Regions from separate parts of the Mus musculus genome. Here all the other regions are linked to region 7. Evidence: chromatin loops called from intact Hi-C (ENCODE). Cell type or tissue: gastrocnemius. All regions are shown on one strand.

The links. A loop is a pair of places that touch in the nucleus more often than their neighbours do. Peaks named below come from ENCODE experiments on the same cell type or tissue, not always from the same donor. Only the 100,000 strongest peaks of a DNase experiment are listed, where the experiment ranks them.
Region 1: a loop joins it to region 7, with 4 times the contacts of the local background. A loop is called at or near these places in 36 of 42 quality-filtered maps.
Region 2: a loop joins it to region 7, with 6 times the contacts of the local background. A loop is called at or near these places in 24 of 42 quality-filtered maps.
Region 3: it touches region 7 in a loop (4-fold over the local background); 19 of 42 quality-filtered maps call a loop at or near these places.
Region 4: a loop joins it to region 7, with 5 times the contacts of the local background. A loop is called at or near these places in 19 of 42 quality-filtered maps.
Region 5: a loop joins it to region 7, with 2.3 times the contacts of the local background. A loop is called at or near these places in 19 of 42 quality-filtered maps.
Region 6: a loop joins it to region 7, with 2.6 times the contacts of the local background. A loop is called at or near these places in 5 of 42 quality-filtered maps.

What each region holds. Positions count from the first base shown.
Region 1 is chr11:94,338,449-94,342,448 of GRCm38, forward strand. It overlaps Ankrd40 (ankyrin repeat domain 40), which reads left to right. Exons shown (of 5, transcript NM_027799.2): 4 at 1-73; 5 at 1,105-3,399. The coding sequence ends at 1,251. Among named protein-coding and RNA genes, the nearest start is that of Gm51871, 12 kb to the right of the region's middle. In gastrocnemius, a CTCF peak has its summit at 1,937 (motif pointing right); a DNase peak (open chromatin) is centred at 1,968.
Region 2 is chr11:94,128,183-94,132,182 of GRCm38, forward strand. No RefSeq gene overlaps it. Among named protein-coding and RNA genes, the nearest start is that of B230206L02Rik, 3.3 kb to the right of the region's middle. In gastrocnemius, a CTCF peak has its summit at 1,610 (motif pointing right); DNase peaks (open chromatin) are centred at 514, 1,692 and 2,800; H3K4me3 peaks cover 367 bases; H3K27ac peaks cover 3,237 bases.
Region 3 is chr11:94,418,156-94,422,155 of GRCm38, forward strand. Cacna1g (calcium channel, voltage-dependent, T type, alpha 1G subunit) reads right to left here. Exons shown (of 35, transcript NM_001177888.1): 26 at 664-815. Among named protein-coding and RNA genes, the nearest start is that of Gm51872, 14 kb to the right of the region's middle. In gastrocnemius, a CTCF peak has its summit at 2,384; a DNase peak (open chromatin) is centred at 2,353.
Region 4 is chr11:94,234,180-94,238,179 of GRCm38, forward strand. It overlaps Wfikkn2 (WAP, follistatin/kazal, immunoglobulin, kunitz and netrin domain containing 2), which reads right to left. Exons shown (of 2, transcript NM_181819.2): 2 at 1,773-4,000. The coding sequence ends at 3,419. Among named protein-coding and RNA genes, the nearest start is that of Wfikkn2, 6.4 kb to the right of the region's middle. In gastrocnemius, a CTCF peak has its summit at 2,060 (motif pointing right); DNase peaks (open chromatin) are centred at 2,056 and 2,721; H3K27ac peaks cover 1,352 bases.
Region 5 is chr11:94,241,581-94,245,580 of GRCm38, forward strand. Wfikkn2 (WAP, follistatin/kazal, immunoglobulin, kunitz and netrin domain containing 2) reads right to left here and starts at 999. Exons shown (of 2, transcript NM_181819.2): 1 at 775-999. The coding sequence starts at 969. In gastrocnemius, a CTCF peak has its summit at 1,754; DNase peaks (open chromatin) are centred at 1,398, 1,493, 1,917 and 3,459; H3K4me3 peaks cover 1,325 bases; H3K27ac peaks cover 1,556 bases.
Region 6 is chr11:94,401,976-94,405,975 of GRCm38, forward strand. No RefSeq gene overlaps it. Among named protein-coding and RNA genes, the nearest start is that of Abcc3, 11 kb to the left of the region's middle. In gastrocnemius, no CTCF peak of the experiment used is centred here; DNase peaks (open chromatin) are centred at 2,339 and 2,922.
Region 7 is chr11:94,483,989-94,487,988 of GRCm38, forward strand. Spata20 (spermatogenesis associated 20) reads right to left here and starts at 1,322. Exons shown (of 16, transcript NM_144827.4): 1 at 1,222-1,322; 2 at 929-1,111; 3 at 766-830; 4 at 499-653; 5 at 280-423; 6 at 1-162. The coding sequence starts at 1,298. In gastrocnemius, a CTCF peak has its summit at 2,252; DNase peaks (open chromatin) are centred at 44 and 2,225; H3K4me3 peaks cover 259 bases.

The sequences.
Region 1 (4,000 bases), 150 kb before region 7:
CTGCTGTGAGCTGGGTGTTAATCCAGACCAAGTGGAAAAGATAAGAAAGTTACCCAACACTCTGTTAAGAAAGGTAAGGAAAGTCTGCTCAGTGTGAGTGGTTGCTGTTTTCATTTCAAGCACACTTAACTTCTCCCTTGGTTATTGAGCCATAGCTTAAGTGGAAGCCAATAAAAAGGACAAAGGAGAGCCAAGGCCAAGGCCAGGTTAAAGCTTGTGCTTGCTATGTGCAAGGCTCTGAGCTCCAGCTCCAGCCTTACTGTAATCACTCCATAAGCTTTCTTCCCCTTCCTCTGAGTCCACAGAGAAGCCCCCACCTTACTCATGTATTTCTTTCCAGGCAGGGTCTTGATGTGTAGCCCTAGCTTGCTTGGTATTTGTTGTGTGTCTCAGGCCAGCCTTGGATTTATGGCAGTCCTCCTGCCTCTGCTTCTTGCCTGCTAGGATTAAATGTGTGAACGATCATACTCTAATACACTGGCACTTTTGAAGGTTGGAAGATAGCAGGATGTTACATGGGCCTGTTTCAGTTGTTCCCATAGTAACCTGTAGCCTTATGCCATATGATATGCGGCCCACCTGGCATCTTTGTGATGCTCCAGCCAGCTATGGGCTCTCCAGCATCAAGCTTCTGGCTTCTCTAAGTTCCTGAGGAAACCTGACACTCACCTGCCTGTCCCTTTAGGGCATTCTCATCCTGCAACAGAGACAGAACTTTCTCCTTCTTGTTCAGATTAAATGTGGGGGCTGATCACTGCTTAGCTGTCTCAGGGATTTAATTTTCCTTTTAGATTAAAGATGAACCAAGACCCTGGAATTAATACAACCAACCAAGCATAGACACAGACTGCTGCTATTGCTCTGTTGCCTTGGGCTGGCAAGTTGGCTCAGTGGGTAGAGGCACCTACTGCAAAGCCTGAAGACCTGAGTTCTGTCTGTCCCAGGGCCCCACATGGTGGAAGGAGAGAACCAGTTCCCACAGGTTGCCCTCTGATCTCCACATGTGCATTATAACACAAATGTGTGCACACAAAACGAACAAATGTAATAAAGAGCTAACTAAATGAAAAGAAAATTTTAATCCATTACCCGGTTTTGTTTCAGGACAAAGATGTTGCCCGACTCCAGGACTTCCAGGAGCTGGAACTGGTTCTGATGATAAGTGACAATAATTTTCTGTTTAGAAACGCTGCATCCACACTGACTGAGAGGCCTTGCTATAACCGGAGAGCTTCAAAACTGACGTACTGATGCAGCAGGGACTTCATCACTGAGTACTGTGACAGTATGTGTCATCTCTGGGCCAAAGGACAAGCCATTGATCCCAAAGCCTCGTATGCCCACCAGGGCCCCTGGTGCCACTGCGTAGTGTTCACTAACACCCCGCCTCACCAGGCAGGAGCCCCGACCCCCCAGCAGCGGTGCCACTCTTCCAAGCCTCTTGGTGCACAATAAACTATTGCTGAATCTTTGAACAGCTGGAAAGTAGTCTTGAGAGGCAGAAGCCGAAGGTTCGAGAGCCAGTGTTTAATGTGCAGGATCTAGAGAGTTGTCAAAGCAGAAGCTGAGAGCGCAGACCTATTTCTAGCCACTCCTGTTGACAGTGCGCCTGAAGGGCCGGGCGTGCCTCTCTTGGTGTTGCATGCTCGTGACACTCAAGAAATTTTGAACTGATGAGGGAGGAAGACTGGGGAAAGAAAGAAAGCACACACAGGTACTGGACAGAGGGATTCTGGTATGACCTGTGGCTGTGAGGTCTCATATAGCATATTTATAAATGTTACTCAGGTTTAAAGTATTTAAAATATAGTTACCTAATTGTAAATAGGCTGTTAACCAAAAGAGCTTCCCCTCCCCCAGTTTTCTTTTATGACCACTGATGACTGCGGCTGTCTCGACAGTCATCTTCACATCTGCTCCCCTCCACAGTCACTAGAGGGCTCTCTAATGCTTTCTAAAGGAGCCACCACCTGCTCCGTGGCCACTCCTGTCACCCTGTCTAATTGCACCATTCAAGAAGAGCACAGGCGCTGTTGGACAAGGCGCCCACCACTCTCACTCCCTCCAGGAACAAAGAGCAGCTTTTGAGCCCGGACTTGTTGCTGGTTTAAAGGTTATTGTGGGAAACTGAACTAAAGGAGTTAGCATCTTTATTTTTGTATCAAAGATAAAGGTTATTTTGAAAATTATTAGGGTTTTTACATAACTCTGGAATCTGTTGCTTTTATAAACAAATTGTTCAATTTTAGGAATTCCCCGTTACCTCCACAGTCAGTTGTGAGGGCCTGATTAGACTCTGGAGCATGGTGTACGACTCTTCTCCAAGAGCGCATGCAAGAGTCTCCCCCCCTCAGCCTCATTAAAGACGAAAAGCCACCTCGGTTTGCTTAACTTTAGATAGATAGGACCTGGCGCACACAAGAGCAGGAGAACAGGGCTGGAGCAGCTGTTGACGGGACCCCTGCTGTCTTAAGCTTTTCCCCATAGTGCCTATAGTTTCCAAAGAAACTTAACTTCCTGGGTATTAACTTAATTTTATTAGAACACTGCAGTTGACTGAAAACATGCAGATGCACTGGAAGAGAACCTTGTGCTGAGGTAATGGCCTCCCACTGCCGCCTGAGTGCTGAAATGAGCTTGAGGTGTTCTTCAAAGCCAGTGTCACTGTGTGGGTCACTGTGAGGTGACTGCATGGTGCCTGGCCCTGGCACAGCTGGTGACTTCCCTTGTAGAGTGTTTGCGTAGTGGAGTGGCTGTGGCTCACCACCCCCTTTCCCAAGTGCTTTAATGAAGACACCTCCCTTGTGTTTCAACCAATCAGAAACTACTTTAACTAAATGTACTAACCTTTTTCCCTCCTAATTTGCTTTGAAAAAGTTTAGTAATTCAATTAAGCGTGATTCTATCTTAGAAGAAATAAACTCAGTATTAATTCATGTCTAAATCACTGGGGTTGAGACTCCTTCAGCCTCCCTGGTTGATTAGAGATTCTGAGAAGCAGTAGAGCTGGCTGGGAGGTGGGCTACAGAGGAGCAAGCAAGCACTTCAGACTGACCAAAGGTTGTGGTGGCCCACATGGCTCTGCCCAGTGTCCTGTGCTTTGCCACAGTCCTCTGGGGTCAGTGTCTCGGGCAGTGGGATGGAACTGTGTGATTGCTCTTAGGTGAGTTCCGAGTCTTAATCTATGCATTCAGAGAAATATTTTTATATGCGTTGTGTAATTTATAACAAGGGGTTTTCTTTTAGGCTTTGTTAACTGAATGCTCCTCTCCTCCTCCACTGCATAGTTAAAGCATGTGTTCACACTGTGTAAACATTCACAGAAGACTTTTCCTCGTGTGTTGTTGACTCTTTAAACATAACAGGTATTATTAAAATTAACTGTTAACTGACCCAGCCCATTCTCTCTCGTTTTGCCCTCGTTTTGCCACTGTATTCTAATCATAGAGGGTTCAAATTGCTGTGAAGTCCCATGGGGCTGGCGCTGTGGAGGAAAAAGAGGACCAGATCCCCAGCCGAGTGTCTGCCACCCCACTGTTGCCTGCCTCTGCCCTGTCACGAGTGTCACTGTCTCACCCCGTGGGTCGTGTCTGGAGATGGATTCTGTGTGATGTCTTCCCTCCCAGTCACTTGGTTTCCCTGGAGTCGCTGAGCAGCTAGATAGAGGTCATCCCCTATTAACCACAGTTTTTGATTATCCTATTTACTTGACACAACCGAGCCTCCCCTTTGGGCTGTCGGCACCTGTCATGGCCTCAGTGAGTTCAGAAGCGAACTCCCAAGACAGGAGAGGAGGCACAGCCCGCCACCTTCAGATCTCTAGCAGGGAAGGACGCTGAATGAATCTCCTGTTTGGTTTAGGCCTCCCAGCACCTCACAAAGCAGACGTCATGCCAAATTGGCCTAATAAATCAGCACAGCAGAGACCTTTTCTTAGCACCAGGGAGAGGCAGAATAATTTGGGCATTTGTGCTCTCATACTTGCTCTATCAGAAGGATG
Region 2 (4,000 bases), 360 kb before region 7:
TGGGAGCTACTGCACAACAGGGTTGTCCCTGTTTTCATCTCAGAGTTACCCCGTGTTCTTATCCTCAAGTTGGTACATTTGCTTTTGAGAATGAGAGCAGCCTAGCTGGAGTCCCAAGCATCTTGTTTCCTAGGAGACAAAGCTTTCTTCATTCTCGGCCAGTTATCCCCTACCACCACCTCAACTTCACAGTCCTTATTTTCTGATTCAAGGGCAATTGAAGATTAGGATACCATAAACCTGGTGCTACCTTAAAGGGGTAAACAATATTTCCCCTCATGAAGCCTGTATTGCTTGGCGAGACAATTTCTTATAGTTTTGATAGGAAGAGGTCATTAGCTTTGTGCCTAGTGTCGTTTTCATGGCATGTAGTTTTTCTAAGTATGTGCCCATAAATTGATAGGAGACCTGCAGAGAACCCCTGTGGAGAGCACTGCTGAGCTTATGTTACCCAGAGGCCTGGCCTTGGACACACAGGCCTGAGAGAACAGAAGGCAGCTCAGTGCTTGGTGAAACCAGATTAACTGGGCATGGAGCCGCTGCCTGTGGAGGCAGATCTGCAACTGGGCCCCGGTCAAGTGTTCATCCTGAAAATTAAACGCAGGAAGATTACATTTTACATCTAAGAGCGACTTTGATTCCTCTGCAGCCAGAGAGAAGCCTGGGAACAGTGGTGACGGTGACAGTTGTAGAAACCGTTCACGCATACCTGACACCTGTTGTTCATGACGCTTTGTAACAAGAACCAACCTCAGCACACGCGTGGCAAACAGACACAGAACTAAGGAAAATTAACATAGGCACAACAGGGAACTTGGGGAGTAGGGTCCAGAAGGTTCCGATGCCCTTGGTAGGATTTTCAAGCCTAGCATCACTCTTCCCAAGCAAGAAGGCAAAATTGTATCTTTGGAGATATCAGCAGGGCATCTCAGGCACAGACACCCCAAAGTAGAGTAACTGTTCAGAAACCAGGTTTTCCTCCTTGTCACCACAGTGATGGCCTCCAGAACCTGTGTTGCAAAAGCCCATGAGATCATTTATCACTGAACAATTAACAAGACACCCGTATCCTTCTGTGCAGGTGCCTCAGTTTCTTTTTCCTATTGCCCTTTGCCAACAAGCCTACCTTCTTATACCATTGACTCATCCCAGACAAAGATCTGTGGTTTGAGTTCCAAATTCTGAAGTGGATTTTCAGCTACTGGCTCTTCACGCTCTGGTTTGGTCTGCACCTGGGGGAGCAGGCGTGCATGCCTGCATCCGTGCGAGCACACATGCCATCCATGCTGCGGCTTTGGAGAAGCTGCCCAGAGGTCTTCACAAAGAATTAGGAGCAGCAATGTAAGGCATTCTTCACAAAGAGGTGGCTCTACTGCCTGGGAACATCTCAGGCACTTGTGTTTCCTCAGAGACCTTGGAGACAGGCAGAAACTGGGCAAGCATCAACACCTTTAGACGCCTTCTTCCTAGGTCCCTTTAACTGAGATGGTGGGATGAGAAATGAAATTTAAGGAGGGGGAATCCTTGGATAACAAGACCCCACCTCTTCCAGAGCAGGAAAGGAATGGGTGATAAAGAAGACCCACTGTGCTATGAAGAACTGGGGCTATTCTCCCTTTTCAGCACAAGGTGGCGCCATTCTGATCTTAACCTTCCAAGTGCCAGTGAGCCAGAAGCCAAGCGCAGCAACAGCAGAGATGAGCCTGTTCAGGGCTTCCCTTGCCCCGGCAGTGCTTGGCTTGCTCACTGCCCTGTTTCTCTTCCTCATCCCTTCAGTAGGGGAAGGAAAACACCTCTGCTCAGCTCTACCAAGGCAAAGCCTAGGCATCCAAGCATGGGGCTGCTACGGAGGTGAGCGGGTTTCGAGATGGGTACAAAAAACATTGGCTTAAAGGATTTTTGGAAATGTCCACATCACGATTTCTGGTCTTTGAAGTTGCAGACGAATTTCTGCTGCCGCCTGCCTCTAAAGACACTCAAGGAGATGCCATGGAGTCAGCTTAGTGAGTTGCTTCAATGGAGACTTTATCCAAGCTGATAGCAACTAGGAGTTACATAACTCAGCAGGTCACAGAGCTAACTAAGCCCATTACAGGCCATCAATCCACAGCTATTTCCTGGCTTTTATAGCTGCTGCTGGAAAGAAAGGAGGGGGTAAAGATTAGGGGGAGAGCATGTGTCTGTGTGCCTGGAATAACCCTCCAAGGTCACACTCCCCTCACCTCTCTGCACTTGTCACAGGAACCTGCTAGGCCACTGCCCTTGCCACTAAGAGACTCACAACAACCCTCCAACAACCCTGGTGCTCTGTGTGGCCAGAACTTTAGCTTGGTCTTTTTTTCTCTCTGAACCTTGGTTTTCAATTCTAAAACACAACAGTGCTGGACCAGATGGGTTGTAGGATAGCTTTCTGCCTTGAAAAAGATTCTCAACAGCCGGGGATGGAATGGGGTGGGGGAGTCCTCCATCTGTAATGGGTGTTACATGTTAGTGGATCTTCCTGAGGGTAAAGAAGATGAAGTAGACATCACCAGAAGGTTGGGGTAGGTGAGGTTTTGACTGTTGGCCCTATGGAGGGAGACGAGCTTCACCAACATTCAACATTCCCTCTCCAGGATGCTAACACAAAGAGAGCATGTGTCACACAGCTGGCTAAAGCAAGCACAGGCTGAAGGATGGGGCATCTCAACAGCAGGGATTGGCAGCCCCAAGCTCAGGGAGTTTAAGGTTCAGAGGACTCACAGTTATTCCAGATGGATGGAAATGAATGCCCCAAATAACATTGGAAGTACCCCTAGGGAGGTAACTCCCCCCTACCATCTGGTACTGAAAACTCCACCCTGGACTGACCCTGTGCAGTCCAGATCCCCCCAGCTGGCATGACCTGACAACATGGGCAGAGAAAGGGAAGAGCGAGGTAAGTTGCTTGGGACAGAGAGTTTTGTGTCAGGAAATGACAGAGAAGCTGGGGAGGGACTAGATTAGCCGGAGAGTTGGGGGTTCATGCAGAGACCCCTTTCAGGCAGAAGTCAAATTCCCAGACCTTCTTTGGAGGTCCTGACCCAGTACAGAATGACAGGAACAACCCTTGGGCAGGAAGGCCAGTCCTTCACTGTCCCTCCCCAGCTCCGGGCCGGGCCGATACAGATAAAAGACTAGAAGATGAGGGTGGCCTGCTGGCTGCAACACTGAAGCAAGCTGGTAGCCATGCCCCCGTACCTCCCTCCCACATCACTCACACACACACACACACACACACACACACACATACACACACACACACACACACACACACACACACACACACAGTGGCAACATAATGGAAAGAAAGGTAAAGATTAAGCGCCATGGAGCAAATTTCCATGAAATGGATGTGACCCCAAACAGAGGTGACCCCTGAGGCTAGTGGCTTTTCTAGAACTCCAGACCCCTCAGATCCTCACCTGCACTCAGGCACTCAGGGCTTCTCCTTCCTCCAGGGGTCCATCACCATGGTGAGGAATGCGATGTCCTCAAGACGAGACAGAGGGTGAGCCTGTATGAGTCCCCAGCCCCACAAGGTAGGCAGTTCCAGAATGGGATCTCAGGGTCACTGTCAGTTACCTCGGGGCAGACACCTGGGTTATCTGAGAGGCTCTGATACCAAGGCTGTATAAGACACCCTAGCAGAGCTCTAGAGGTCAGGCGGAGACCCTAGAGACCATTTGGGGACACCAGGGAGTCTCAGGGCACTGGTTTACATAGGAATGGTGTTTGTAGAGGCCAAAGGAGAACATGTGACCACTAGACAGTGCTGCAGAAGCTTCCTGGCCCTGACAAGGTATTCCTGCCTCTGCTCCTCAACAAGTTCACCTCCCTCCCGGGGCTGCAGGCTGAATCTAAGGAGAGCTGAGAGAGCCATTTTGTACCTCACTGCTCTCAGCTTTCCCCTAATGAATTCAGTGCCAGGGACTACATGCAGATCCAGTGGACAACAAGGCTCATGAAACAGGATGGGGAG
Region 3 (4,000 bases), 66 kb before region 7:
GCCAGATGCAGGGTTTCCGTAGCCCCAAGGCTGAAGCCTGCCCCACCCCTCCATCACAGTACCTCCCAGAGCTGGGAAGTAAGGTGATGCTGAGGGAGCCCTGTTTTCCCCCTTTCCTACCATGATGGCTGACCACTGGCCACTGTCCCATGACTATTCAAACCTGGCATCTAATTTCTCCTTGAGACACCCGTGAGAATGTGCCAGAAGGCACAGAACACTAAGACTGGAAAGAGGCTGGTCCATTATCAGTTCAACCTCCTCCTTGCTCAGATGGAGAGACTGACAGAGAAGGTATTTGAGAGGGGTGACTGGAAACAGATGAGTCTGGGGACTGAGAATGTCCTAGAATCTGAGTCTTGAAGGACAGACAAACATCAGTCTGTCTTCTTCACCTTCCAAGACCCAGAGCCACACAGACTAGATGCTCAATAAAAATGTGCTCAGTCCCCAGTTCCTAGCTGTGTGATATTGGTTGAGCAAACTAACCTACCGAGACTTAGTATCCTCCTGTATAAAACAAAGGTGACACCCACCTCTAAGAAGACTGCCGCAAGTATGAGGACCCACGTAGAGCCCCCAACACTTGTCTGACACCCAGAGGCTATCTTTACTTCGGCCTGGGAAGGTCTCAAGGCTGCTGGCCTCATCTCTTGATCTCACCTGGGGCTGCTGGTAATGTTCCATGGCCATCGTGACCACATTCAGCCCGATGACACCAGTGATGAAGAGGTCCAGGTAGTGGCTGGTACACAGGTGGTGGACGAGGAGCCGGAAGCGCGAGTAGTCAGAGTAGTAGGGTTTGCACTGGGCTTCTGGTGGGGGCAGGAAAGAGAGTAGAGTAGACATCAGGCACAACCCTCCCCCCACAGCCCTCCCCCCACAGCCCCTCCCTGCTGCCAGCCTCTACACCAGTGCTAAAACATTCCAGGTCACCACTAGCATCCCGACACCCATCCAGCCCCCTCCCCCACCCACTGCCCTATGCAGGAGCCGGCTGTTTTGGTCTGTCCCTTGTCAAGCATCTGCTCTACTGCCTGCAGTCAGGGTGGAATGGGATAGAGACATGCAAAGCCCCTCCTCTACATTAGACACTGGGTGAGCCCATATCCTAGGGCAGCCTCTAAATTATACCAGCTCCTTATAACCTTTGATTCCATGTTCAGCGGCAAGGTGGATCAATAAGATGAAAGACACCCCCCCCCCGCCCCATCTAATCGGGCTCAGAGGGAGCTCCAGCCACTAAGGCGAAGGCTCCAATGCTTTCTCCAAGCTCAGCCCCTAGGGCCGCCGAAGGGATTACACAGAGCTGGGATTTGTGATAGGACCGGAGATTGGAAATTGGACATCTTGGCTGCCTGCTGACCTACCACAGAGTCTACAGAGGACAGTGCCCCAGACTTCCCACAGTTTCATGTGGGGAGGGTAGAGGCGGAGGCTCAGGCCTCTGCCCTGTCCCAGACTCAAGCTAGGAAGGCAGCACCCACAGAATCACCCAGTTTCTAATGAGTACCCAGCCTACCCTGGGTATTGGGGCTGCCTGACACTGCAGGCTGGGCTGGAAGAGCTGTCTGAGATCTGTCATAGGCATAGTGTTTTTCTTGTAGTTAGCTGACCACTTAGAAAGGTCACAGCACCAGAAGGTAATCCTGCCAAGCAGGCAAGAGAAATCTGGGGGCAGATTTCAGGGGACCCTCCTTTTAGGTGCTGGGGTAAGGGCCAGGCCAGGGTGAGGGATACGCTATCTGGAAATATGCCAACAGACTGGTCTCACAGAGAGATACACGGAGGGAAAGCATGGGCAGCCTCAGGTCCCAGACAGCCCTTCCCCTCTTAGGAGGTCTTGGCAGAAGCTAGCCAGGGAGGCCTATAGCCTCTGAATACCATGCCAGGAACCAACTGGCCCAGGGGTGGCAGAAAGCTTTGGGTCCAGGCCAGCTCAAATACAACTATCTTTTCCCATGCAGAGGATTCCTTCACAGAGAGGTAAACTGAGGCAAGGACTGGCCTGGGGGGTGAGTCCCCACCAAAAGCCAAAGGAAGAAGAGTGCCCAGAAGTGGCAGGTTTGGCTTCGAGACAAATCTGCAAGCCCACCTGACCCCTCTCCACATCGGCCTTGAGGTGTGGATAACCAGGGCACAGGTGCATCTCAGAGGTGCCTGAGGTCATCTCTTTGTTCTCAGAGTGGGCCAGCCAAGTGTGGCTTTGTTTGCTCAGGTGGCCTTCCTGACACCCAAGAATATGGGGAGAGGAGAGGCCAGAGGCAAGGGATGCCATGAGCCCACAGGTCATCCACACCCGATGGTGGGGAGTGGCTAGGCTAGCCAAGGCCTCTTCCTTCCTTCTTTCCTTCCTTCCTTCAGTACCATGAGAACCAGAGGGCGCTAGTCGCCCTGTTTTGCCTCAGCAGCCGGAACTCTTTCTCTGCATTAATCTCCATAAATGTCGAGAACACCCGATCCCATTATGCTAAAATATGAATGGAGAATTAACTAAAATGTTTGAATACAATTAGGTTAGAAGAAGCTGCTCCTTATTAGCCCCGTTATTAGTTGAGACAATGTTGAGGGGAGGCTGGAAGGGAGAAGTCCCCTTGACCCTCCCCACCCCCAACCCCTCTTATCCCACCCAACCTGACTATTGTAGGCACATCAGGGCCATATAGAGTTATCACCAACAACAACTCTGCCTTCCAGCCTTGCTTCGGGAGTCTGGGTGATGGTGGTGGGGCCGCATTCAGCCAGGGACCCTCCAGGCAACTCAGAGGAGAGGGGGAGTCACGGCTGGGACAGGGCATCTGTTCATAGCTCCAGGTCCCAAATACCCTTCTGACTGCAGCCCCCAGCCCAGATCGGCAGGCATCAAGGAAACCCTCCGTTAGAAACACAAGTCCAAAGAGCACCAAACCAACTAGAGCCGCTTGTCTGCCGGCAGCCTCTCCACCATTCAGAGAGACCCAGCAAACCTGTGACCCAGCACCAGAATGAGACAGCAAGACTCCAGCCTCCCTCCTGATCACCCGGCTTCCTTTCTACGAGTTATCAACTGCCTTGGGTAGAGTAGAGTTCAGAGGGAGACAGTGGGGGAAAGGCCCCAGGGCCCCTAGGGAGACCCAGGGGCCAATGAGGAGAGCTGGAGGAGCTGTGGGTGACAGCAACAGGCACAGTGAGTTAGTAGAGGTCACAGAGAGCCCAAGGCACAGCCAGGGCAGACAGTTTGCAAAAGAGAAAATGGTAGGAAATAGGCTTTTAGCTGGGGTACAGGGCCCCACAGCAAAAGCCGAGCTGCCAGGGATCCTCCTGGCCTGGTGGGAGGGGAAAAAGAGGGGGTTAGTGGAGATGGAGGTCAGAGCTGGCTGAGGACAGGAAGCTGATGCTGGAGGTCAAGTGTCACAGGACTGGTCTTGTCACCTAGCAGTCCCAATCTCTCCCTTCAGACCTAAGCGTTTAGGCCCAGTGTCACTTGCTAATCCAACTTTTCCCTTTTCATTTCCCCTTGCCTGGGTGATAACTCCTCTTGGCTACAGAAGGGTGGATGAAGACATGTTAGCAGGAAGTGGGGGGTTACACATTTGACTCCTAGAAAACCCAGATGAGAGACTTGGCTGTCACCGTGGAAGGGAGACTAGCACACGGGTACCCTAGCATCTGGGAAATTCAGATTATTAGAAATTCAGGACCAAGACCCCTGTGGGAGACCTTAAGGATGAGTCCCAGGATGTCTTGTCCTGTCTCTCCGCATAAGTCTTACTCACAAGAGTAAAGCAAGCTCTGGTATAGACCTTGAAGAACCCCAGGCTCTGAGAGGAGGGATATAAGAGGTTTTGGGGACCATCTAGAGTCTGGGTCACTGTTACAACCTAAGAGAATAAATAGTACGGGTGCCAGCAGGAGCAGGCCAGGGTCCCTGGGGAAAAGTACAGAGTGAGATGGCCGGTGTGTGCTGAGGCGTAGGTATGGTGTGCCTTGGTGGCTGTGCCTACACGTATGTGCTGATTAA
Region 4 (4,000 bases), 250 kb before region 7:
GTGTTTGGCCCTGGGGTCCTTGCCCAGGGAGCCTCAGAGGGTCAAAGGACCACTCTAAGCCAGGCTATGTTCTTACAGGGTAATGGGTTGGATTCCAAGTTTCTCCAAGTGCTATGACTATGCAGGCATCGTAGTGGAACAAACCTGTCATCTCAGCTCTTGAGAGACTGAAATAGGAGAATCACTAGTTTGAGACCAATCTGGACTGCGGAGTGAGGCTGAGGTAAGTTTATGCTACACCGAGAGACTCTGTCTAGAGCAAAACAACAAATCCAGGGCAGAGGAGATGGCTCAGTGGTGAACACTTGCCTCATAACCACAGGGACTTGAGTGTGAATATCTCGAACTCACAAAACGCCAGGCGCGAGGTAGCACGTTATCTGTAACCCCAGTGCTCCTGTGATGAGATGGGAGATGGAGAGTCTCTGGAAGCTTCCGGGCCAGCTGTGTGGTGTATACAAGTCCCAAGTGAAAGGGGAGGGCAGACATCCGAGGCTGTCCTCTGATGGCCACACGTGTCCCTGCTTTCACACACATGAGCATGCGTGTGAGTGTGCCTATGCACACAACACCACCACCAGCAACACGATGAAAGTAAGTGCTCTTCCTACTCTTTGTGCGGGCTAGACATGAAGAGGTTCAGAGACAGCAAGTTAGTGATGGAGGATGGATTCAGGTCTCGGCGAGCCAGAGCCTCCTGGGCTAGGTAGTTTCTGTGCTGTCAACCCCCCCTGAATTTCCCTCTCTACCAGGGGGGCAGAACAGCAAGCTGGACTTAACCGTGGGGTTTAGACTCTTCTTTGTACACGTGAACTAAAGCGGCAGGTGACAGGTGAGGCTGGGGAGGAGGCATTTGCCCTTGGGCTCTGAGAGTATTTGTTGGATATTGTGGCCTAGAAGCAGGTTCAGTCGGTGTCCCCAGGCTGCTATGGACAGAGTGAGGCAACAGTCCTCACCCTCATTGGACACCTGACTAGGTTGGGAAGTGATCATCGTTCATGTCATCCCGAGGGCTAAGTTCCTTGCTCAGTGTCCTTTAGTGATGGTGTGGCCTTCCCACTCCCTGCCCCCTCTTCTCTTAGAAATAGAAGCCCCTCACCCACCCACCCCCAAGCCTTTAGGTGAAAGAGGCTGCTCTAGGCCAGGCTGGGCCTGGCTTGAATTCCTCCTTTGGGTATAGCCCCGAGAACCCCATGGAAATGCAAGGGAGGGGTGCCTCTGTTGAGGATGAAACAGGCTGTGGGTTCCACACTCTTGATTGGGTCTGGGGAACAACAGTAAGTCTCCCTGGGTTCAAATGCACGACTGCCAGCTTTGTCAGAACTCGGGCACCCTGAGGACGCTGGAGAGCAGGCCGCTTCCTGACGTCCCTAGAAGTCACAGCAGAGCATCTGCCTGCCCTGCTTTTGTCCCTCCCACCTTCACACTTAGACTCCACAGTATTAGAGGCAGGAGGATCTTGTCTGTGGCCCTGATCCCTGCTGTCCCCCACAGAGCAGTTAGGCCACAGGCCGGGGCCATAGCGCTCCTTGTCTACGAGTGTGGAAAAGTCACCCTGCCTTCTTGGTTAGGTTTTCTCCCGGTTACCTCATTAAACTCTTCAGAGTGTGGTTAAGGAGCCTTATATTTCATAGGGGCCCTGAGAAGCTACTGTGTCCCTTCACGGCCCAAATATGGTGCCATTGACCGAACTTCCCTCCTAAGAGGCCACCAGAGTCAATGACATGATCACCGCCCCTTCCTCACCTTCCTAAAAGAGCCACACACGTAGAGCAGTTGACACTATGAAATTTTATTTATTATCGTCCTCCGTATATTTGAGGAAGCCATTAGGGCATCCCACAGTGCTTCCTTTGGAGGGATGTCGAAAGAATGAAGGTCTGAGGAGGGAACAGGGCAGATGCAGAGATGACAGAGGGGTTCCAAATCCTCTACACAGTGCCTTTGTATCTGGGACCAGAAGAAACAAGTGATCTCAGAGCTGCCATCGCCAAGAGGCCCCTCCCAGGCCCCACCCAGATAGATCTTTCCTCCTGATCCCTGAAGGTGCCCATATGCACCACTAGATGGCAGCATCAAGCAATGTTCATTCTCCCTGGGCCCACATCCTCTCTGGTGCCTAGGCTGCCCCCTGATCCTCCTGCCTTTGTCTTCTTTATTTCTCTTGCTACCAAAACAGATCTTTGGGCTTTTCCTAGGAAGTCCACAGCACATGAAAGCACCTGGCTCATCAGATGAAAATGCCTAGCCGCTGTCAATCACCCACTGGCGCCTGGGGGAGCTGAGATACAGGACGGCCTTCAGACTCGGCCAGTAGAGCAGAATCAGTCTCTATGGTCCTAGCACCTGGCACCCAGGAAGTGTTCACTGAGCTGAAATGTACAGAAGCACACAAGCAAACCAAGGCAGCTAAGGAAAGAAAACATGGATTCGCTTGGTGTGGTGACACCAAAGGCAGCCGGCCCTTCAGTCTCCATTAGGAGAAGTTAGAGCCTAGGTTGAAGCTTTGGCTTCTTGATGTTCACGACCCTTGATGTGGATGGTCTCTGACTACAGCCGTGTAGTGGGGCGGCACACAGTAGGGCAGCTGTCTTAAATGACCCTCGAACTCTCTTATCTCTCTCTTCCCACATACCTCCTATACAAGCTAAACCATTCTACAATACAGATGGCATCTCCTCCTGACCCCAGGCTAGGCGACTGGGCAGAGGGGCATGGGTCAGCAAAGGGGGACGAGACTGCCCGAGGGAACCACCCATGGGAAACAACTTACCTATGCCCTTTCTTCCCCCTGCCAGCCCCCTTCTCAGCTATCAGAGATACAGACCTTCTAGCCAGACGTGGTGGTGCACGCTTTTAATCCCAGCACTTGGGAGGCAGAGGCAGGCAGATCTCTGAGTTCATGGCCAACCTGGTCTACAGAGTGAATTCCAGGCCAGCCAGGGCTACACAGAGAAACCTTGTCTGGGGTGGAGGCTGGGGGCTGGGGCAGAGATACAGACATTTTATGGAACCCAAAGAACCTGTCAGGTTCCCCGACTTCCTTTAGCTCACTGCTTTCTTCTAAGCCCAGGGGGTACAACCACTCTTCCCACTTTGTTCACAATAATCTAAGGCACAGAGAGGTTAAGCAACTTGTCCAAGGTCACAGCGCTGGTAGTATGGGAAGCGATGGGCCACAGACCTCTAAAGGGGGCTAGTGCTCACTACCATTTTCAAAGTGAGACCACGGACAGGCAGAGAGAACATAGAGATGGTGCTAAAACTTCGGAGGCTTTACGGGTGGCTTTCTCCCCACATATTAGCTAATGCTTCTTTCCTAGCCAAAGCTGTCTAACCTCAAGTCACCTGGTGGCTGACTGAGGGCAGGGGTGGGTGGGTGGGTGGGTGGAGGAGGGTCAGGGTAGACGAGCTAGCTTCATTGCAAGCCCAGGAAGTCCTTGAGGACGTCACAGGTTTTCTTGTACATGACCTCACGGAGCTTCCTGACCCGCCGTGTGCTCGATGCCCCCACAAAGCTATCGGGTCTCAGCATGGCCATGCCGCCGTCCACCTCCCCCATGATGATGAGTGGTGTCTCACCCACTGTCACGTTGGGGCAAGGACAGGTCCAGTCTACATGAAGCAGGGTGACTTCCAGAGGCTCCCGGCCCAGAAACTTGAGGCCCATCTTCTCATCTTTTAAGACCTCATCCACGGTCACCAGGGCACGGCCTGAGTCTTGCTCTTCGGTCAGCTCAGAGACCCTGCCCAGGATGACAAAGTCACTCCGACAGAAGCTGGTAACAAGTTTTTGCCGGGGCTTGCAGGCCCGGCAGTGCTGGTTACCCCTCGGGAAGGGACACGACTCCTCACAAGCCTCACGGCTTTCAAAGTTGTTACCGTTGCCCTCACAGCCGCCATAGACGAAGGACTGGCATAGGCCTGTCTGGCTGTTGTAGGCCCAGCGTGGGACATAAGCTTTGCAAGGCCCTTGCAGGGCAGGCAGGCTGCAGATGGC
Region 5 (4,000 bases), 240 kb before region 7:
GGAGACTCTGAGCTACCCTCAGAGACGGCCAGCCTGGTAGTGGCCACACCTAAATCAGGCACGAGTACTATGATAAACCAATGGGCAGGAGTGAACAAGGATGGCTCTTAGAAGAACCCATCTGGTAGCCAGGGAAGAAGGTCTGGAGGTGGCTCTTGACTACAGCAGCATCCACGAGGGAGGAGCATGTGGGGATACTGAAGAGTCAGAGAGGTGATAACTCAGTTCATTTCCCTCCCAGGAGACTTAGACTGCGTGTACAGATTGGCTCCTGCTCACTCTGCCCAGGAGTCTCATTACTGTACGGCTGAGTTCAAACCTGAGGAAGAGCCTAAAAGCCTGGTGAAACTAATTGCAACAATGTGTCAAACAGACATATTTCCAAGCCAACCTGTCCTTCCCTGGCTCTGGCATCACTCTGTGTGAGCATCCATCCTCTACCTGTGAGTGGGCAGCTGAACATCCACTATGCTGTCATGTTATCCCATGCTGCGTGCCTTGTATGGTGCTAGCCCACAGCAGCCCTCAACAAACACAAAGAGGAGAGTCCTCAGAGATGGATTTGGACACTACACCCTCTTCTTCTAGGCCTCAGCTGTGATAGGCAGACTCAAGCCCTGTTTGTCTCTAGGTTGGCAGCGTCTGTGTCCCTTTATGTGCCTGGAGTCACTCCTGAGTCGTCGTTCATCCCCACCCACCCCCCTCCACCATAGCTCCCATACCATCACCAACCCACTCAAGTGGTCCATCTTAGGCTTCAGGAATCTCACTCACCTGGTCTGTTTCACACTCTCGCTTGCAGGTGCTCTGGGCATCCACCCAGAGGTTGGGGTTCATGTCGTTGGGGCAGATGCCCGCATGGGAGTATCGGATGGGTGGCAGTGCTAGGCCTCGAAGGGGAGCCTCGAGGAGCAGCAGCAACAGCAGCCCCCAGTGAAACCAGAACCGATGATACCCTGGGGCACACATGGTGCCGTCTGCAGTGGTCAGAGGGTACCCCTGTAATGACACCAAGAGCTGATGCCCACGGGGGCCTTCTTCTCCAGGGCTGGCAACACCTGCCCTTCTCACCCTAGCAAGTGAGCCTCTCCTTGCTGAGCCTGCTTGCTGGCTTCAGCTGCTGTGACTGGCTCCACCAAGTGCAGCCTGCTGGGCTGTGAGGCTTCAGATAAAAGAAAGGTCTTTGGAAGGAAACTCTGTTCCCCCCCACCCCACCCCCCACCCCGGGTGCGTAGGGAGAGGAACACAGCAGGGGCTCGAGCCTGGATTTATATCCTGGGCGCACCACCCGAGTGGGAGCGAGCTAACCCGAAGCCTGTCAGAGGCAGGCTGCTGGCGCCTCTGTCCCGTGGCTGATCACAGACGTATTGCAGAAGGGGGGAAAGCTGGAAGCAGTTTAGGCAGCGGTCTCTGGCACGGTGGGACACCTGCTTGTTTTTGACTCCAGGAGGCCTTTAACCCCTTCCAGGGACAGAAATGGCATGTGCTTTGGGGGGAGCTGGCCCCAGGACACGCACGCTCGCTGTGAGGCAGGTTTGTTTCCCTTTCCCCACCTCCTTGAGGCCAGGCCCCCCTCCTCCCCTTCAGCCACCTCTAAAGAACACACAATCGCTTGTTATGAGGAAGGACCTGAGCCGCTGTGTTAGCGTCGCCCAGCTCGATAGTACATTTGAGAGCAAATGACGTGGAAAAACAAGTTCACGGCCATTCAAGGGCGGGCCCAGGCAGCCGGCGCTGTGCTGTGTAAGCTGACTCCCACCCCGGGCACCAAGTCCCCTTGTGGGGGGTATGCACACGGGCAGCGCCACATCCCTGAGTTACAGGGGTTACCGGCAGTCCATGTCTTAAGTTCCAACTTTGGTGAATTCCCCCAAAATCATTCCAGAGAGACATACCAGATACCAGATATGGTCTGGCTCCCCCGGGGGCTGCTGGGACGGATCACGTTCCTCATTCCTGTCTCTACACACTTGTGGAGGAGTCCAAGAAACTGGTGCAGCTACAGTATCCCAGGACTCCACTACACCAGCACCGAGCTGTCCTCGCCAGTGGCCACGGTGGCCCCTGCTTGGTGAGCCCTTGGGTGTTAGGCACGCTATGGACACGTGGTTCTACCTCCTCCTGCCACACGGAGTGAAAGGCTTCCGGTGGAAGAACACAAGCAATTTGCCTAGGGTCCTCAGAACCACCAATCATATCATAATCCTTACACGCTCCCAACCCCCTAATGCATCATTCTGTTTAATCCTCACAGCAAGCTGCACCTCCAGTTTGGACTTAAGCAAAGGATGGATGCACAGTGAAGCCAAGCAACTCACCCTGTGTCACACAGCCCCGTTAACATAGGAGGCAAGGGCAGCAGCTTGCTGGGTGTGGGCAGGGCCTTTTGAAGCCACCCCTCCCCCATCCGTTCGCTAGAACAGCTATCAAGGTACAGCCTAAAGTCGGTTTTGTTTTGTTTTGTTTTGTTTTGTTTTTACAGAATGGTTAGGAAGTTCTTGAAAGTCAGGGGTTGTACTTGTGGGAGGCCTGGGAAGAGACCTGTAAGTAGCCAGGAGGTTAGAAGCCCTTTCTATCCCAATAGATTGAGGGTATCTGATTTCGTCATTAGATGCTTAGGGTGATGAGAAAAGGAACTCTTGAAAGAGAGAGGTGCCTTTTTTAAGGATAAGCCAAACAAGGATTAGAGGGTAGCCTGAGCCACAGTGGGTAGAAGACAGGGAAGTGGCTGAAAGGGGTTCAAGGCCCCCAGCTGCTCTCCTGATAACCATGACTCCCCATCCAAGAAGACCGTAAAAATCACCTGCAAGAGCATCTCCTATAGTCTCTTCCTCTTCCTAGCACGGGGAGGTGCTGGCTTTTGTCCCTCTGAGCCAATTCCTTCCCACTGCCTGCTTCTAGGATCAGTCTTCTCCTTCAACGTCAAAGCGCTAATGAAGGGTGTCAGGTCTTGATCTGCTAAGTTATCAGAACAAACCTCCCTCAGAGGAGGCCATTTCCAGTAATGAAACCAGACAGCAGGCGATGCCGGCTGCTTTGAATTCCCTGTAATTTCATAAGCTGTGTTTGTTCCTGCTGCTCGAAGCAGGAGCCTCTCTACATAGCCCTGCCCTGCCCATGGCTTGCTCGGTCGGCTTCCCTCGATGCCACAGAAGGAAACAGACAGTGACAGGTTTCCAGGCAGCACTTAGAGAAAGTGTCACAAGACATTATGGCCAGGACAAGCATCTGCAGGGAAGATGCTGGGTGTCTGAGGGGTCTGCAGAGGCCATGAGAGATTCTGGTCCCTACTCCCCATTTTCAGGGTTGGTGGGAAAAGCCTTCCACCCAATTTTCAATGATGACCCTCCTTCCAGTCCCAGGAGTTACCTGTACAGGAATGGAAGCTGAGCAGGAAAGTTAGGCTGGGCCTGCCAAGTAGCTCCACAGCCTGGAGAACAAGGCCCAAGCCAAGCCTACCCTGCTGTGAGCCACACCTGTACTTTCTGTACTATGAAGTCTGGCAAGCTCCCCCCCCTCCAAACCCCACGGAGACCTCCCCCTCTCTACCTCTGCCCTGAAGCTTGTTTCTAAGGCTATTCTGAAGTTCCCACCAACCCAGACCTCTCTGTGACCCAACCCCACTCACACCCAGTCCCACCCTGCACCAAGTTCCTCACTGGGAATGGATGTCGGGCTAAGCTGCTGGGCAGAGGCCTGGCCGCTGGATGTCTCCCAGCTGTCGTTGACTTTTTCCCAAGGACATGGGGTCCAGCTTAGTTTCTCCACCACTGAGTGTGAGAGGCAGAGAGGGAGCCCTGGGTACTGGTCTACGCTAGAAGAGCCATAACGCAATGCCCTTCACACTCCTCTGTTGCCTTAGGAGCTGCTCAAGGGCCCTGCTGCCAGGAGGCCACCATCTCTCTGACAGTGAACTTCCGGTGATCCTTGATCTCGGGTTCACCCTGATCTTCCTGAGCCAGCAGGGTCTTGACAGGACAGCACAGCTGACCCTATTACC
Region 6 (4,000 bases), 82 kb before region 7:
CTGTAAGCAGCAACAGACCGGCATGTATCCACCCACCCCTGGAACTATAAACTATATTGAGCAGTGGTAAGCATTGTTCTCATAAGGGCTTGCCAGCCAAAAGGTGATATTTCATAATATTTGATATAACATCTATTTATTCATGGGGAAAATGGCCTTGGCCCCCATTCTCTTTAATGCTCTTTAAAAAAAAATCTTTAAGCAGGAAAACAAGAACCCTTCATGACTGGGAACTGTCTTCTCTAAAGAAAGGATATGAGGTTAAAAATTCTCCTGTTTGGGGCTGGCGAGATGGCTCAGTGGTTAAGAGCGCCGACTGCTCTTCTGGAGGTCCCAAGTTCAAATCCCAGCAACCACATGGTGGCTCACAACCATCCGTAATGAAATCTGATGCCCTCTTCTGGAGTATCTGAAGACAGCTACAGTGTATTTACATATAATAAAAAAAAATAAATCTTTAAAAAAAAATTCTCCTGTTTGAGAAGCCACTTCAAGACATTTTTGGAAGTCATTTTGTGAGTACGGATTACCTACTGGCAGAAAATGAGGCTGAGGGAATACAAGAATTTTAGTAGGTAATGATTTTCCCAGAAGTTCCCCTCTCCTCTGTTGATAATACTTTACAGCTCACCTAACTTGGTTCCAAAGAATTAAGAGCTTCCACTGAACCTGTCCTACGCACAGCACAATCGGGTTACCAATCCCACCCTGCCCTGCCCAAGTCTCTTTCAGGATGCCAGGGGCAGTCCTTTTGAATAATGCTTAAAAGCACATAAATGTCTTCTGAAGGCATCTTAGCTCTGATACTCACAAGCAGAGTCATTAACTAACTGCTGTGCATGAGCTCAAAATTCAGGGGACAGAGAGTTCCCCAGAGTGAAAGCAAGAGCTTTCCCCAGACTAAACCAGCCTGGCGAGAAGGAGACCGATTTCCTCAGCACCTATCGGAAAATCCCTGTGCTTGTAGCTCACTTACCAGCAACTCAAGTGGGTAGCTGGGTGGAAGAATGCTTCCTCCAGCAAGGCGTCCAAATGTGGCTATGCCATATAAAAGACTAAAGACTAGCTCTTGGTGCCCTTTACCCAAGAGTGGGCCTCATATTTCCGCCTTTCCTGTCCTAATCTAATTTAGTCTAATCTAAAAGAAGACTAGTCTGAAAGAGAGTAACATAATCTAAAAGAGTCTAAAAAGTAGATTCTGAACAAAGGCCATCCTCTCTATTGAGCAGCATAGTAAATCCAGTAATGAAAAAGAGGGAGGAACCTTTGTCTTCATCTTTTACAGGATTCCCATAGGGAGAAAAATCGTCTTCCTGGCCCTACTGATTCAGAACAGCACACAGAGCCACAGTCGAATATTAGGAATCTGTACCCACAGATTTCTGCGGGAGAAGGAGGAAGTGACGTTGCTTTCAACCCCTCAATGTTTCCAAGCGAATGGTCTTAAACCTGGTTACCACATCTTCCATACACATACATTGTTCTGAGTCAGGGGCATGAAAGAGTCCCAAAGGGAAAATAGGGAACATGGTACATTGGGATGTCCAAAGCATAGCAAGAGTGATTACAGTCTTTGAAGGTAATTCTGAATAGGTTGAATGCGCAGCCTGTGGGAGAGTGAGTGCATGGTTGTAAATAATCTCAGAGAATATGGTTAACTTATTACAGATTGGGTGAAAGTTTGCTTTGTATAGGGAAAGTTAAAGCAGCATTTCTCAGAATGTCATTTCCCTAGAAGGTAGGTAGTGAGGCCACCGTGTCACGAGGAACAGTCCCCAAAGTGAGCAAGGCCCACTCTGCCTTTGAGTATTCAGAACTAAGATATTTCTATCGAATGGGATGATGAGAGGAGCAACAAGGTTTGAGCTGAGGCATAGAGGGGAACAGAGTCTGGTGACCAATGCCTCGCCCTGCTTTTCCACCTGGCTGCGATTCCAAACTAGATGGACTACGCATGCGCTGTGTCTCCTCCGCCAGTGAGCATCTTGAAGGAGTCCCGCGTCAGGAATTTCCTGGCAAGAAAACGGGCAAGAGAAGAAAAAGGGAAAGGCAAATCCAGAGTGGGCATAGCAGCAGGAGCTAGAAAGAAGCGCAAAGGAGACAGGAAGACCTAGGCACAGGAAATGCTGCCTGTGGGCAGGGTGGGTTGGATCTAACAAAAGGGACAGTGTAGAACCAGCAATGTGACCCCCACCCCCCATCTCACTGAATGTTTACAGACCTTTAAAGTTTGTGAACACCCCTAAATTATGCACCGGCGCACACCCTGCTTCCCCCTTCTGGCTTCCGCCAGACTTCAGCCCATCTGGATCTGCCTGGACCCCTCCCAGTCTCAGCAAGTCTGCCCTCTGCCCCAGCCTGCTCCCTCATCTAATTGGCATGCAGGCCAGGGCTTGGCTACTGCACCCGATTTCAGAGTTTTCAAAGTAATAATTAATAGGATCTGTGGGTCTCAGCCAAGCTCATACACTGGGATAGGAGCTAAGGCACGCAGAGTGTGGGGTTTGTAGCAGACTTCCCTCCTGGACTTTACTGGGCAGCTCATTCCTTGATCCACTTTATCCTGCCCTACAGATGGGATCAGTAAACAACTAGATTTGCTTTGAGAGTTAAGTCCCCTATCCAACATGCCACCTCGGTCTGGGATTAGTTTAGTGGCCTTAAGGGGCCTGTTGGCACCAGGGACTCACCCTCCCTTTCCACCTGGCTGTGGCTCCCCAGCGCTCAGATGGTGTGTTCTAGTCTGTGGTTCCACACAGACAAGTTCTTCACACCGTGAGCTGCTTCCTCTTTTGGGCTATACAGGGCATCTGTGTGTGGACGGATCCACCACAGTTGGTATCTTCTTCCCAGATTTATCCCTCTTGCAGAGAAACCCTGGGTGGCACCAGCTGAAAGTGCTCTGTGCTGCCACCTGGTGTCTAACGCCCTCACTACATGGCTGTCACCAGGTGGGGCAGGTTGGCGCCTCAGCAGGGGAAACCATAGGGCACCAGACAACGTTGGGAGAACGGATGAAGGTGAGGCTGAAACATATTTGGAAAGTGGGTAGAGGCCCGGGTGGGAGCATGAAAGAAGGGTGGAGACCGTGGTGATTGAGACAAGCAGGTGCCAGGGGTTCAAAGGGCAGAGCGAGCCATTCTAGGGAAGGACATTGCCTGGAAACCTGGAGTGACTGCAGAACCTGCATTACCTTGGAGGTCAAAGGACACCACCACAATCCCTATGGCTGGGATCATGTTAGAGGCTAGTATCCCACCAGGTGGGAGGCCGTGGACCCTTCTAGCCCACTGACTATGCCACACAGAGAACACATGTGTATTTCTATAAACCCAATGTGACCGCTTCAGGAAAGGGTCCCCTAGCCTCCTTGCAAAATTCTTTTCATTTTGTAAGCATGGATCTTTCCATCGCTTCCTGTTTCCTCCGCAGTGAGAACAGACTGAGATGGTGTGGGCTGCAGAAGGCCAGCCCTAGAGTCAAATTCTGACTGTGTGACCTCAGCTCTTAACTTCTATGAACCCACCACTGCATGGAAAAAAAAAAAAAAAAGCTAGCCGGGTACTTCCCTGGCTTCAGCCCTTGGAGGAGCGAGAGACTGCGTGTGAGCCTCAGGTTTGTTTTTAGCACCAGCTCAGATCACTCCTTTTTTTCCCAGTTCCCCACCCCCAGACAGGCCTTTTCCTGGAGCCTTGGGGGTGGAAACTGAAGCAGCCAAGCCCGAGGTGGAGGCCTGGGGCTCTTGACACAGTTTCTTCTTTGAACCCCCAGGAAGAAGACTGAATGAAGGCAAGAAGGCAAGGCACCCAGGGAGAGAGAGAGGGAGAGAGAGAGAGAGAGAGAGAGAGAGAGAGAGAGAGAGAGAGATGCTCTAGCTTCCAAAAGCACCCCCCCCACTACCCTTGTCTCAGAAGCCCCTGCGTTGGAGGCCCTAACCAAAGACCTGCTGTCTCCCCAACCCCACTTCCCCAAGATCACCATGCACCGTTCAGACTCAGCG
Region 7 (4,000 bases):
TTCCTCATCATAGCCCTCATCCAGCTGCTGGAAGCAACGGCTGTTCATGGTGGCAGCAGAGGCTGGAATCTGTCTGTCACCCACGCTGATCTCAGATCGGGCCAGAAGGGCTGTGGTGACGCGCTGGCTGTTCTCCAGAAGGGTGTTCTTGTTCAGTTTCCACTACAGGAGGTGAGCACACACGTGGAAGTCAGCATACACAGGTCGGGGTGGGGATGGGAGGTGGCTGTGGTCTCTCAACCTGCACGTGGGCACCTTCCCTCCCAGACATCCACCCACCTGATCACAGATTCTCATCAACACTGTTCGGAAGCCAACTCGAGTCAAACCATCCTCTGGCGGGAAGTAGGTGCCCCCAACGAATGGCTGGAGGCCGGGGGTCAGCCACACATTCATTGGCCAGCCTCCTCCACTACTGGTGGCCTGGAAGAGGGAGGGCCAGGGTCAGGGGAGTTGCCGCGTTGTAGGTGTGACTAGACTGCCACAGAGATGGCTCACCTGCACAAAAGTCATGTATACTTTGTCCACATCTGGCCGCTCCTCTCGGTCCACCATGACACAGATGAAGTTCTCATTGAGCAGGCGCCCTATCTCTTCATTCTGGAAGGATTCCTCCTCCATCATGTGGCACCAGTGACAGGTAGAGTACCCCACTAGGAGAGAAGAGGGACAGGATGGCAGGAGGAGGTCCCCGGGGGACCCAAGGGACCACCCCCAACCCTCTGCCTGTCACTGAACCTCATTCTGGGAACAGTGGGTGTATACCTGAGAGAAAAATCGGCTTGTTTTCTTTTTTGGCCTTGTCGAAGGCTTCCTGTCCCCAGGGGTACCTAGACCCAACAGGAAGAGAGGTCACTCAGTAGCCTAGGGAGTCTCAGAGGATTAGGGACCCCAGATGCTTCAAGGGAAACCCTGGGATGGCTCTCACCAATCCACCGGGTTGTAGGCATGCTGTAAGAGGTATGGAGACTTCTCATTGATCAGGCGATTGACGGTCTTCGGCGGTGCAGGTGGAGGACAGTTAGTCCGGCTTGACTTTCCTCCAGCAGGCATGGGCGCTGAACTACTAACTGTAGTAGCACTTCGGTCCTTGTCCCGGGAAGAGCTGCCCCTAATGTGGGCAGATGGGTCACACAAATGAAGGCCACTTCCCCTTTGCCCCACCCAAATCAGCTCAATGGTTACCCAGCCACAAAGACCCCCACTCTTTGTCCAGCCCACCTTTCTGAACCACGGGGGAGACCGTGGCCTTTGTGCTCCCCCTTATGTTTTGGGGGTGGTGAGGAATGGTGGCTCATTGGGGGCTCCCTGCCAGGTTAGTCTCCCCCAGCTTCTTGGACCTGGCGGTAGGAAGGGTATCTGTGAGGTCAGAGAGGGTCATAATGAGTAGAATGGTCCATCCTGCTCTGTTCTATCACCCGTGGAGTGCCCCTCCCTGGGCGGTTGCACTGCAGGCATCCTTAGCATTCATGTGGGTGACTTAGGAAGGGAGTGGCTATTGCTAGTGTCTAGACAGGTCAAGAGGAATGGGTATTGGGTCCGGGACTGGACCAGGTGAGGGACAAGCAGAAGAAGTAGTCAGGGACTAGCCAAGAACTCCAGAGTACTTTGAAGGACCAGGTCTTACACTAAACACACACACACACACACACACACACATACATACACACAGAGGGGAAAGAGGGAGGGGAGAGAAAGGGAAAGAGGGGAAGAGAGATAAGAAAGAAGGAGAGGGAGAAGGAGAGAGGGACCACTCAGAATCAAATAGACCTATCTTAGGGAGTTCAACCTGGGAACGCAACTAAATAGCAGGCAGGGCAGCAACATGAGTTTGTGACAGGGTGCAGGGTGCTTCAAGAGAGGGGTTTGTGGACAGCACATCATTCTAGAAAGGCTTCCTAGAGGCGGTGCTAAAGTAGCCAAAGAGCTAGCCTGAGCTAATCCTGCAGCGGATAAGAAGGGTGGGGGAAGAAAAGGAGCCTTCATGTAGGGGGATCCGAGCAGACATCGCAGACTATGCCTGAAAGACGGACTGCCGCGGCGCCAGGCATATTGTAGTGTCTTGCTCATACCTGCCGCTAGCCGCAAGGCCCACCCCCACAGTGGGGCGACCGGAGGTTGGGGTCCAGACAGTCCCACACTCTTCAGTATAGCTGCTCCAATTCGGGCGGTAGGCTGCAGAAGGGCGGGCCCAGAACCCTGTCCTCGCCAAGTCTCTGGCCCTGTGGCTGGTCTCCGAGCGCCGCTCGGCGGTAGAGCGCGGAACTACAGCCCTGCCGTGCCTTTGAAGATCCAACCGTCTCAGCGCTTAAAATTCGAGTAAAATAAGCTGGGTTCCATTTAAAGTGCTGGCAGGAAGAGTGACCCTCGGAGCATCCAATACTTTTGCCTAGCTCTTTCCCCTTTTACAAGCAAGAGATAAGGCTCCCTTCGAAGGATTTGATCAGCCAGCCAAATTTGCTTGATCCAGCCTACCCATCCTCCCTAGAACCCACCCACTCCGAGAAGCCTTCCCAGAGTAGTAACACTGAGCCAATATGTCCTTACTGCATGCTCTGTTTGCTTGGTTCATTCACTTTATTCAGTCAATGACAAGCGTCCTCTGCTGTCTACTACTATACCAGGCACCGAACACCCGTGTGTTCCTCCCTACCCTTTTACTCAGAGACTAGCTAGTGAATAGTCAGCTACACACTGCGACAAGTACCGTGAATGGGTATAATCTAGCAAGAGACTCGATCCAGTAGAAGAGACACAGAGGAAAGCTCTGCTGAGGACATTATACTTGATTGGTAGCTATAAAGAATAAGAGTGCAGGGAGTGAGAGATGTAGCAGAAGAAACAGCATGTGTAAAGGTCCTGTGGCAGGTGAGGGTATTGAGACTGAGGGCCAGCAGAAGGCTAGTATAGCTGGAGGGCAGAGAAAAGGGATAGGTAACGAACGTGGATAGGAAGCTGGCTTAGTTAGCTTGCTATTGCTATGATGAAACACCATGACCAAAAACAACTTGGGGAAAAAGGGGTTTATTTTATCTTATACTTCCACATCATAGTCCTGTGTCCATCATCAAAGGGATGTCAGGGCTGGTATTCAAGGCAGGAATCTGGAGACAGGAACTGCAGCAGAAGCCACGGAGGAACGTTGCTTACTGGCTTGTTCTCCATGGCTTGTTCAGCCTGCTGTCTGCTAGCACCGGGGACCATCAACCCAGGGGTGGCAGGCGCTGTTCACAACAGTGAGCTGAGCCCTCAGACATCAGTCATCAAGAAAATGCACCACAGACTTGTCCACAAGCCAGTCTGATGGGGGCACATTTTCTCAGTTGAGATTTCTGCTTCCAAATCAGTTTAGCCTGGGTTAAGTTGACATAAAACTAACCAGCAAGGGAAGTTAGGTGAGTGGGTAGGACGAGGTCTGGGGCAGGGGGTGAACTCTGAGGAGGAAGCATTGCTGATGATAGAATCCAGGGCCTTATCCGTGCCTCAGCAGGAGTCACACCTTCTGAGAAAGGAAGTTCCTAATGACATAAGAAGAAAGCTGCAGTAGAACTTGCCTGCCTTGTTAGCCCACCCCAGACAGGGTATCTCTGTGTAGCCCTGGCTGACCTGGAACATGCTCTGTAGACCAGGCTGGCCTTGAACTTACAGAGATCCACTGTCTGTCTCCCGAGTGCTGGGATCAAAGGAGTGCGCCAAGGCTGCCCAGCCTGTTTTAATCAGGAAAGCATCCTTTTAGGTCTGGAATGGGGGAAAGAATGGAAGCAAGGTTAATGAGGGGGTCTTGGCAGCACACAGGGGAGACAGGAGGCTTATCAGGGGCTAGGGGTAAAGCTGCAGAGGAAGGGACTTTGAGGAGAGGAGGGTCAGAGTGAACAGTAAAGGCTAAGGCCTCACTCTGAAGAGGGGGAGCTGTAGGGGGCTAAGAGGTCTTTTTTTGACCTATTGGTCTGAATACCTTTGAGATGTGCAAATAGAACAGAGGGATTAAGGGCTTAATGAA